Linked DNA regions of Homo sapiens: region 2 is linked to region 1. Evidence: chromatin contacts called from ENCODE Hi-C or POLR2A ChIA-PET data. All regions are on one chromosome and are shown on one strand. Each heading gives the region's core, a stretch centred on a gene start or an enhancer-like site at or near the end of the contact. The rest is flanking DNA. Distances are from core to core; before and after follow the strand shown. Region 1 holds the start of PUM1 (pumilio RNA binding family member 1). Region 2 holds the start of RNF19B (ring finger protein 19B).

Evidence for each region. A loop is a pair of places that touch in the nucleus more often than their neighbours do. ChIA-PET counts read pairs that join two places held with the same protein, here RNA polymerase II (POLR2A). Pooled maps may share reads with other maps.
Region 2: a loop to region 1 is called in a pooled map, with 7 times the contacts of the local background. The contact joins the promoter of RNF19B here to the promoter of PUM1 in region 1. A Hi-C loop is called at or near these places in 1 of 37 single-sample maps with no recorded cell type and 7 of 50 pooled maps. POLR2A ChIA-PET finds 5 or more read pairs at or near these places in 1 of 52 experiments (activated T-cell).

Annotation. Positions count from the first base shown.
Region 1 is chr1:31,063,942-31,067,700 of GRCh38, reverse strand. PUM1 (pumilio RNA binding family member 1) reads left to right here and starts at 1,984. Exons shown (of 22, transcript NM_001020658.2): 1 at 1,984-2,085. RefSeq lists a silencer at 1,678-1,897 and enhancers at 1,226-2,140, 2,008-2,327.
Region 2 is chr1:32,962,689-32,966,821 of GRCh38, reverse strand. RNF19B (ring finger protein 19B) reads left to right here and starts at 2,013. Exons shown (of 9, transcript NM_001300826.2): 1 at 2,013-2,771. The coding sequence starts at 2,137. RefSeq lists silencers at 1,729-2,298, 2,659-2,868 and an enhancer at 1,914-2,418.

The DNA.
Region 1 (3,759 bases), core at 735-3,234:
CCTCCCAAAGTGTTCAGATTGCAGGCATGAGCCGCTGCGCCCAGCCCATTTCGGATTTTTAGAAATTGATTACAGATTTTATTTATTTATTTATTTGATACAGGGCCTCTTTCTGTCTCCTAGGCTGGAATGTAGTGGCCCAATCATAGCTCATTGCAGCTCAATTCCTGGGCTCAAGGGAATTCTCCTGCTTTAGCTCCCAAGTAGCTAGGACTACAGATGTGTGCCACCATGCCCAGATAATTTTTAACTTTTTGTAGAGACGAGGCCTCACTATGTTGCCCAGCCTGGTCTCAAACTGCTGGCCTCAACCAATTCTACCACCTCTGCCTCCCAAAGTGCTGGGATTACAGGTGTGAGCCACCCCACCAGGACCCTGATGGGAGAAATTTTGCATTTATCATGATGATCAACCATTTCCTTATCATGTGTATTGCAAATATATATATATGTATATATACGTATATATATGTTTATATATGTATATATGTGTATATATGTATATATGTATATATGTGTATATATGTATATATGTGTATATATATGTATATATGTATATATACATATATGTGTATATATATATATTTTTTTTCTTGAGACGGAGTCTTGCTCTGTCATCAGGCTGGAGTGCAGTGGCACAATATTGGCTCACTGCAACCTCTGCCTCCTGGGTTCAAGTGATTCTCCTGCCTCAGCCTCCCCAGTAGCTGGGACCACAGGCGCCCGCCACCACTCCCGGCTAATTTTTTTGTATTTTTAGTAGAGACGGGGTTTCACCATGTTGGCCAGGATGGTCTTGATCTCTTGACCTCATGATCCACCCGCCTCGGCCTCCCAAAGTGCTGGGATTACAGGCATGAGCCATCGCGCCTGGCCGTGTACTGCAAATATTTTTTATCCATTTGTTCTACTTTGTTGATGGCATCTCTTCTCGTACAGATGTTTATATTTCTTTCAATATTTTCTTTTATGATCTTTTGACTTTGATTCATGAGTATAAACATTTTCCCTCCTCCAATTATAGAGCTTCTCCCCATATCTTCTTCTGGTCTTTTACAGTATTGCGATTTGTCTGTTTTCAATCTATTTTTTTTTTTTTTTTGAGACGGAGCCTCTCCGTGTCGCCCAGGCTCAAGTGCAGTGGCGCGATCTCTGCTCACTGCAAGCTCCGCCTCCCAGGTTCAGGCCATTCTCCTGCCTCAGCCTCCCGAGTAGCTGGGACTACAGGTGCCCGCCACCACGCCCGGCTAATTTTTTTGTATTTTTAGTAGAGACAGGGTTTCACCATGTTAGCCAGGATGGTCTCGATCTCCTGACCTCATGATCCGCCCGCCTCAGCCTCCCAAAGTCCAGGGATTACAGGCGTGAGCCACCGCGCCCGGCCTTCAATCTATTTTGAGTTTAGTTTGAGACAGTAAGACTAAAAGCACTTAACATACATTATTCCACTTAATCCTCCAGGCCATTCTGTTAAGTGGGGGTTATTTTCTTCTTCATTGTACAAATGTGGAAATGGAGGCAGGTCGATTTAAATAAGGCCGCAGAGCTAGAAAGCTGCAGAGAAGGGGTTTGAACCCTGCACCTCTGGGGCCAGGGCAGTGCGGGTGGCCGTCCGCGAACCCTGCTAGCTGTGGTGCTCGGGGGCAAGCTTCCGAGGGCGCGGCGGGCGCGAGGAGCGCGTCCGAGACTCGGTGGAGCGTCACCGGCGCAACCCCGCGTGCCCAGCTCCAGGCCGTGTTCTCCCAGGTGCGGGCCGGCGGGACCCCGCCTTCGGCCCTGGCGGCGCGCGCTCGCCTAGCGGGCGGGCACTCGCGCGCAGCGTTTGTGTTGCCTGCGAGTTTCCCGAGTTCACACAGGCCCTGGGTTGGCATGGCAACCAGGCAACCTGTTCCAGAGCCGCCAGCCTTCTCCGCACATGCCGCTGCCACCGCCGGGGCCGGGGCCGGAGCCTATCCCAGGATGCACCGCGCCAACCCAGTCCCCAGTGGGCCGCCATGTTGTCGGAGTGAAAGGTAAGGGGGAGCGAGAGCGCCAGAGAGAGAAGATCGGGGGGCTGAAATCCATCTTCATCCTACCGCTCCGCCCGTGAGTATCCGCACCCCACCGGCCCCAAACGCTGCTCCGGACCCCTAACGAGCAGATTGTCCCTTCATATTGGTGTTTGAGAGTGGTTGTGGGGGTGAGAAGGGCTTTGGAAAAGCCGCCGGGGCCCTGGCTGAGGCTTCTCACTCGCTGTTCCTCGTACATGTTTTGGAGTCAGCAGCAAGGCCCCTATTGTTATCAAAGGAGGGAGGGGGTGGGGAGCGGGGTCGAAGCTAGGAAAATGCTGGGGGTTTAGGCCCGAGCCCAGGGCGTAGACGTGCCTCTACATTTTTGCCTGGCCCTGTTGGGAACCACCGAAGATTGATGTTGCCATTCGGGTTGCTTTTTTTGATGGGTTTGCGAAGCCCCGAGTCTTCTGTGTGGCCATGAAGTGTAATTCTGTGCCACCCCGATTTCTTCGACTTCTTGAGCTTCCGTGGCAGCGCCGGAGGAGGAGGAACAATAAATCGCTTTAGAAGCAGCCGTGGCCCTTGTCCACAGGCGAGATTCACCGTGGGGGAACTTTGCGAGCCTTAAATGTGGAGAAGTGGCGATCAGGAAGTTTCAGAATGCTTTTTAGGCTCCTGGGTTGCTGTGGCCTTTTGTTTCCGTGTGAGCTTGTGTTTTTGGTGGGTTCTTCCTTTTTGAGCCTCCCGGTGTTGGTGTCTCTCTTCACTCAAAGAGGGGTTCACCCCTTGCTAGTAGGAAAATCTAGATACACAATACTAGTTTTAGTCCTCACAAACATGCTTGGTAAACATAGATCATTTGTTTTACTTGTCAGTACCATTCCCACGTCAAGTGAGGAATACACTCCTGTAACTTTTCCCTCCTATAGCCCCCCCCCCCCCCCCCGCTGAAAAAACAAAGCCAGAAACCCACACACAGCATTACCAGAGAAGGCTTTATTCTCCCGTAACTTAGATTGTTACCTTTTATTGTTCAATTAAGAAAACACTGTTCTCAGCCCTCGATACCATTTTGCTCAATTCCTGTTATTACTGGGATTAATTAAGAATAAGATTTTATGAAGCTTTTCCTGGGTTCTGTTTTAAAGTCAGTTAACTTCTGAAACAATAGGCTTAGCATTTTGTTTCTTGAAAGCACCTAAAAACTTACTAAGACAGGCCCAACCCCAAGAAATGTGGCTTCCGATGCAGTTTTCGTAAGCAAAATAAACATTTTGACCCTTTGCTAATTTTAACTTTATAAAACACTGGGGGGCTGTTGATTCTTTATCTGGGCTCTTGGGAAACGCTCTCCGGATTCTGAACTTTGAGTTAGTGTTTTGCTTTAGCGACAATTGAATTCATTTTGTTCAAGGCCACAGCTTTTTGAAGTTGGAATTTGTTTAGTTTAGGTTTAAAATGAACTGTTTTAAGATAAATTTATGACCACAGAATGTTTGTTAAGTGTGGTAAAAATAAACACCTTTTAAACCACTAAGCATTTTAGTAAAAGGTGAGCCATGGAAATAAAGTAAACCGTGTTCCTTTGAATTCAACTCAATTAGTGATATTTTAAAAAACTTTGTAAACATTTGAAAGCTGTGAAAGAGTAGCTGGACTGAGCACTTCTAGTTGCTTAAAGTACTTATAAGGTGTCATTTGTAAAAAAATCACATTTTAAATGCTACACGTATTAGTGAGCTTTTCTGATATTTAGGATACTGAGTTT
Region 2 (4,133 bases), core at 764-3,263, 1.9 Mb before region 1:
CTCCCACCTCAGTCTCCCAAGTAGCGGGGACTACAGGCACACTCCATCACACCCAGATAATTTTTGTATTTTTTGTAGAGATGGGGTTTTGCCATGTTGCTCAAGCTGGTCTCAAACTCCTGGGCTTAAGAGATTCACCAGCCTAGGTCTCCCAAAGTGTTGTAATTACAGGTGCGAGCCACAGCTCCTGGCCCATCTTACCATTCCTTATTAATAACAGAGCACTCATTGTTAGCTGGGCACATTGTACCCAGTTAAGAGAATGTTTCCCAGGCTCCCTTGCAGCTGAGTATGGCCATGTGAGTGAGTATGTTTTGGCAAAAATGTGCGGGACTTTCGAGGCAGTCCTTTTTTCTTTCTTTCTTTTTCTTTTTCTTTTTTTTTTTTTTTTGAGACAGAGTCTCGCTCTGTCGCCCAGGATGGAGTGCAGCGGCGCGATCTCGGCTCACTGCAACCTCCGCCTCCTGGGTTCACGCCATTCTCCTGCCTCAGCCTCTCGAGTTGCTGGGATTACAGGCGCCCGCCACCACGCCCGGCTAATTTTTTATATTTTTAGTAGAGACGGGATTTCACTGTGTTAGCCAGGATGGTCTCCATCTCCTGACCTCGTGATCCGCCAGCCTGGGCCTCCCAAAGTGCTGGGATTACAGGCGTGAGCCTCCGCGCCCAGCCCCAAGGCAGTCTTCTTAAAAGGAAGAGGATGCATCTTTCTTCCCTTTTTCCTTCCCACTGTTTGGAATATGGACCATAGTGAGGTGACCTTAACACTGGAAGCCAAATACTGAGGATGGCTGAACAGCCCTGAACTGCCTACTTTTGGACTTATATTTCATGGAAAGAGAGAAATTTCTGGCTAGGTGCAGCGGCTCATGCCTGTAATCCCAGCACTTTGAGAGGCCAAGGCAGGAGGATCGCTTGAGCCCAGGAGCTCGAGACCAGCCTGAGCAACACAGGGAGATTTCATCTCCATGAAAAAAATAAAAATAATAGGCAGGCCTGGTGGCGCACCTGTGCTCCCAGCTACTCCAGAGGTTGGGGTGGGAGGATCGCTTAAGCTTGGGAGGTTGAGGCTTCAGTGAGCTGTGATCACGCCACTGCACTCCAACCTGGGTGACAGAGCAAAACCGTCTCAGGAAAAAAAATAAATAAATTTCAATCGTAAGCTATTTTTTTCTTTTGTTATTTGCAATTGAATGTAATCCTGATACATTCCTGTTGTTGAAGCTGTTTGCCTGCCTCCCACTAGGAAGCCTAAGGGTCCAGATCCTCCCCCAGTCAGAGGAATGGGGAACTAGAAAAAGAAAGGCAAAGGCACTGCCAGGCAAGAAAACGCTGGGTCTCCTTCCACAAGTTTGGTAAGTAAGCAAGATACCAGGAGGATAGAATGGTAAGTGAGCCTAGAAATAGACTATTATATACATAGGGTTTATTAAATACATAGAGAACACTGAATGCTAGACTAAGAAATTTGGACTTTATTCTGGAAGTCCCTTGCAATAGGGGACCTTGTCTGTTTTATTTTCTAATGCCTCGCACTTTGTAGAAGCTCAGTGAATGAATATATTCTTTATTAATTTATGCCGTCTGCTTAATAAACAGAAATGTTGGAAGGTGAACCAGTTGGGAGTCACCATCTGATCAACCCCTGCCTGCTTTTTATAAATAATGTAACTGAACCATCATTTACTGGAAGTGGCAATCAACCTGTGAGGAACGGCAAACCAAAAAGTCCACCTTGGGTGTCATGGTGATGGAATTGGAGGCGGAGACCAGGGAGAGCAGCGGGCTAGGATCTCTGAGAGTCTCCGCAACATGGCGGCCCTGGAACCACCTGACCGGCAGGAGGCGGAGCTCCGCCCCAGCTCGCTCGGCCCCACCCCGCTCGGCCCTGCCCAGCGCACTCCTAGACCGGGGCGCAAGGGTTGTGAGGTGTTTGAGCGAAGCGCCTGCGCAGGGCAGCGGCGCGCGGGGCGGAGGCTTTATAATCACTTCGTCGTTGCCGCTCGGCTTCTATCGCCGGGAGGGCGGTTGAGGCGGTGGTGGCGGCGTCGGCGGCGGCCGGGCGCTGGCTGAGGGGCGCTGAGGCGGGAGCTGTGGCGGCGCTGGGCGCCCCTGGCTCCTCGGCCTCTGCCGGCCATGGGCTCCGAGAAGGACTCCGAGTCGCCGCGCTCCACATCGCTACATGCGGCCGCACCCGACCCTAAGTGCCGCAGCGGCGGCCGGCGCCGGCGCCTCACCTTGCACAGCGTCTTCTCTGCCTCGGCCCGCGGCCGCCGCGCCCGGGCCAAGCCGCAGGCCGAGCCGCCGCCCCCGGCTGCGCAGCCGCCGCCCGCCCCGGCCCCTGCCGCGGCCCAGGGCCCGCCGCCCGAGGCGCTGCCCGCCGAGCCGGCCGCCGAGGCCGAGGCGGAGGCCGCGGCGGCGGCGGCGGAGCCTGGGTTCGACGATGAGGAGGCGGCGGAGGGCGGTGGCCCGGGCGCGGAGGAGGTGGAGTGTCCGCTGTGCCTGGTGCGGCTGCCGCCTGAGCGGGCCCCGCGCCTCCTCAGCTGTCCGCACCGCTCGTGCCGGGACTGCCTCCGCCACTACCTGCGCCTGGAGATAAGCGAGAGCAGGGTGCCCATCAGCTGCCCCGAGTGCAGCGAGCGACTCAACCCGCACGACATCCGCTTGCTGCTCGCCGACCCGCCGCTTATGCACAAGTACGAGGAGTTCATGCTGCGCCGCTACCTAGCCTCGGACCCCGACTGCCGCTGGTGCCCGGCCCCGGACTGCGGGTGAGCGCGGGGGCGTGGCGCGGGTGGCGGCGGGCTGCAGCCGAGGGGCGTGGCTGGGGGCAGCAGGGACCCCGCGTGGGTGTCCCAAGCAGGGAAACCCGCAAGGCGGCAGCTTCGGCGGGGTGGTAACCATCAGGCAAGCCCAGACTAGTGGTGTGAACGCACCCGACACCCCGCCCCCTGCCCCAGGGCTCGAGGTGGCTGCTAAGCATTCGGTGAGGGGAAGGGAGCTGTCCAAGTTAGGAGACAGGGAGAGGCGGTTTTTTTGTTGGGGGAATGCCCTCTGTCCGGAGGTGAGGACAGTATCTTTTTTTTTTTTTCTTTTTTTTTTTGGAGACGGAGTCTCGCCCTGCCGCCCAGGCTGGAGTGCAATGGCGCGATCTCGGCTCACTGCAACCTCCGCCTCTCAGGTTCAAGCGATTCTCCTGCCTCAGCCTCCCGAGTAGCTGGGATTACAGGCGCCCGCCACCACACCCGGCTAATTTCTTTGTATTTTTAGTAGAGATGGGGTTTCACCATGTTGGCTAGGCTGGTCTCGAACTCCTGACCTCAGGTGATCCTCCTGCCTCGGCCTCCCAAAGTGCTGGGATTACAGGCGTGAGCCACCGCTCCCGGCCAAGGTGGGGAGTATCTCTTAATGAGAGTGGGGAGGGGATATTTGGCCAAGGAGGGAATGAGAATATTCTGAGGGGGCAGCGCGTCGGAGGGGTGTGTCCACTTGGCTAGGGACAGACTTAGCATTGCAGAAGAAGGCGTGTTCTCCCTGACAACCACCGCTGAAAGTTGGGATGGAGGTGACTGGGGAATAGGCTCTCGGGTACCCTGAGCACTATGTGTTCTGTGCCACGCTATCGGGAGGCACTCTGTCGTTCTTACCTTGCTGCCTTGGGTAGGGTGAGGGGTAGACAGATATGTTCTTTGTCCAGAGTCTCAATGGGGGCACTGAGAAGAATGCCCAGAGGTTGGTGTGATAGGAGAAATTGTGTTTCTGAACCCCTTTGATCTTGAGTTCTTGATGACAGTCTTTTTAATGCACCATGTAGGCTGAATTTTAAAGGGCAGTAAATTAAAATATGCAATATCTGCAGAGACATAATACACCAGATTTTGCTATCTGAAGCATTCAGTGGAGACCTTCCTCGCCCTCCCCGCCTTTAGAAGTCTAATTGTTACTGTCAGTATATCCCATGAAGGGGTTGCACGCAGGAAGAGGGGCTCATTTAAGTAGTTGGGAGTCAGACAGCCATTACCTGTTCTGTGACCTTGGGCAGATAATTTTATTCTTGTGTGTCATGTTTTGGCGACAAAAAGATGCTGGGGAGTCCTTGCAGTGTGTAAACGTAATGCTAGTAAAAAGTTGTG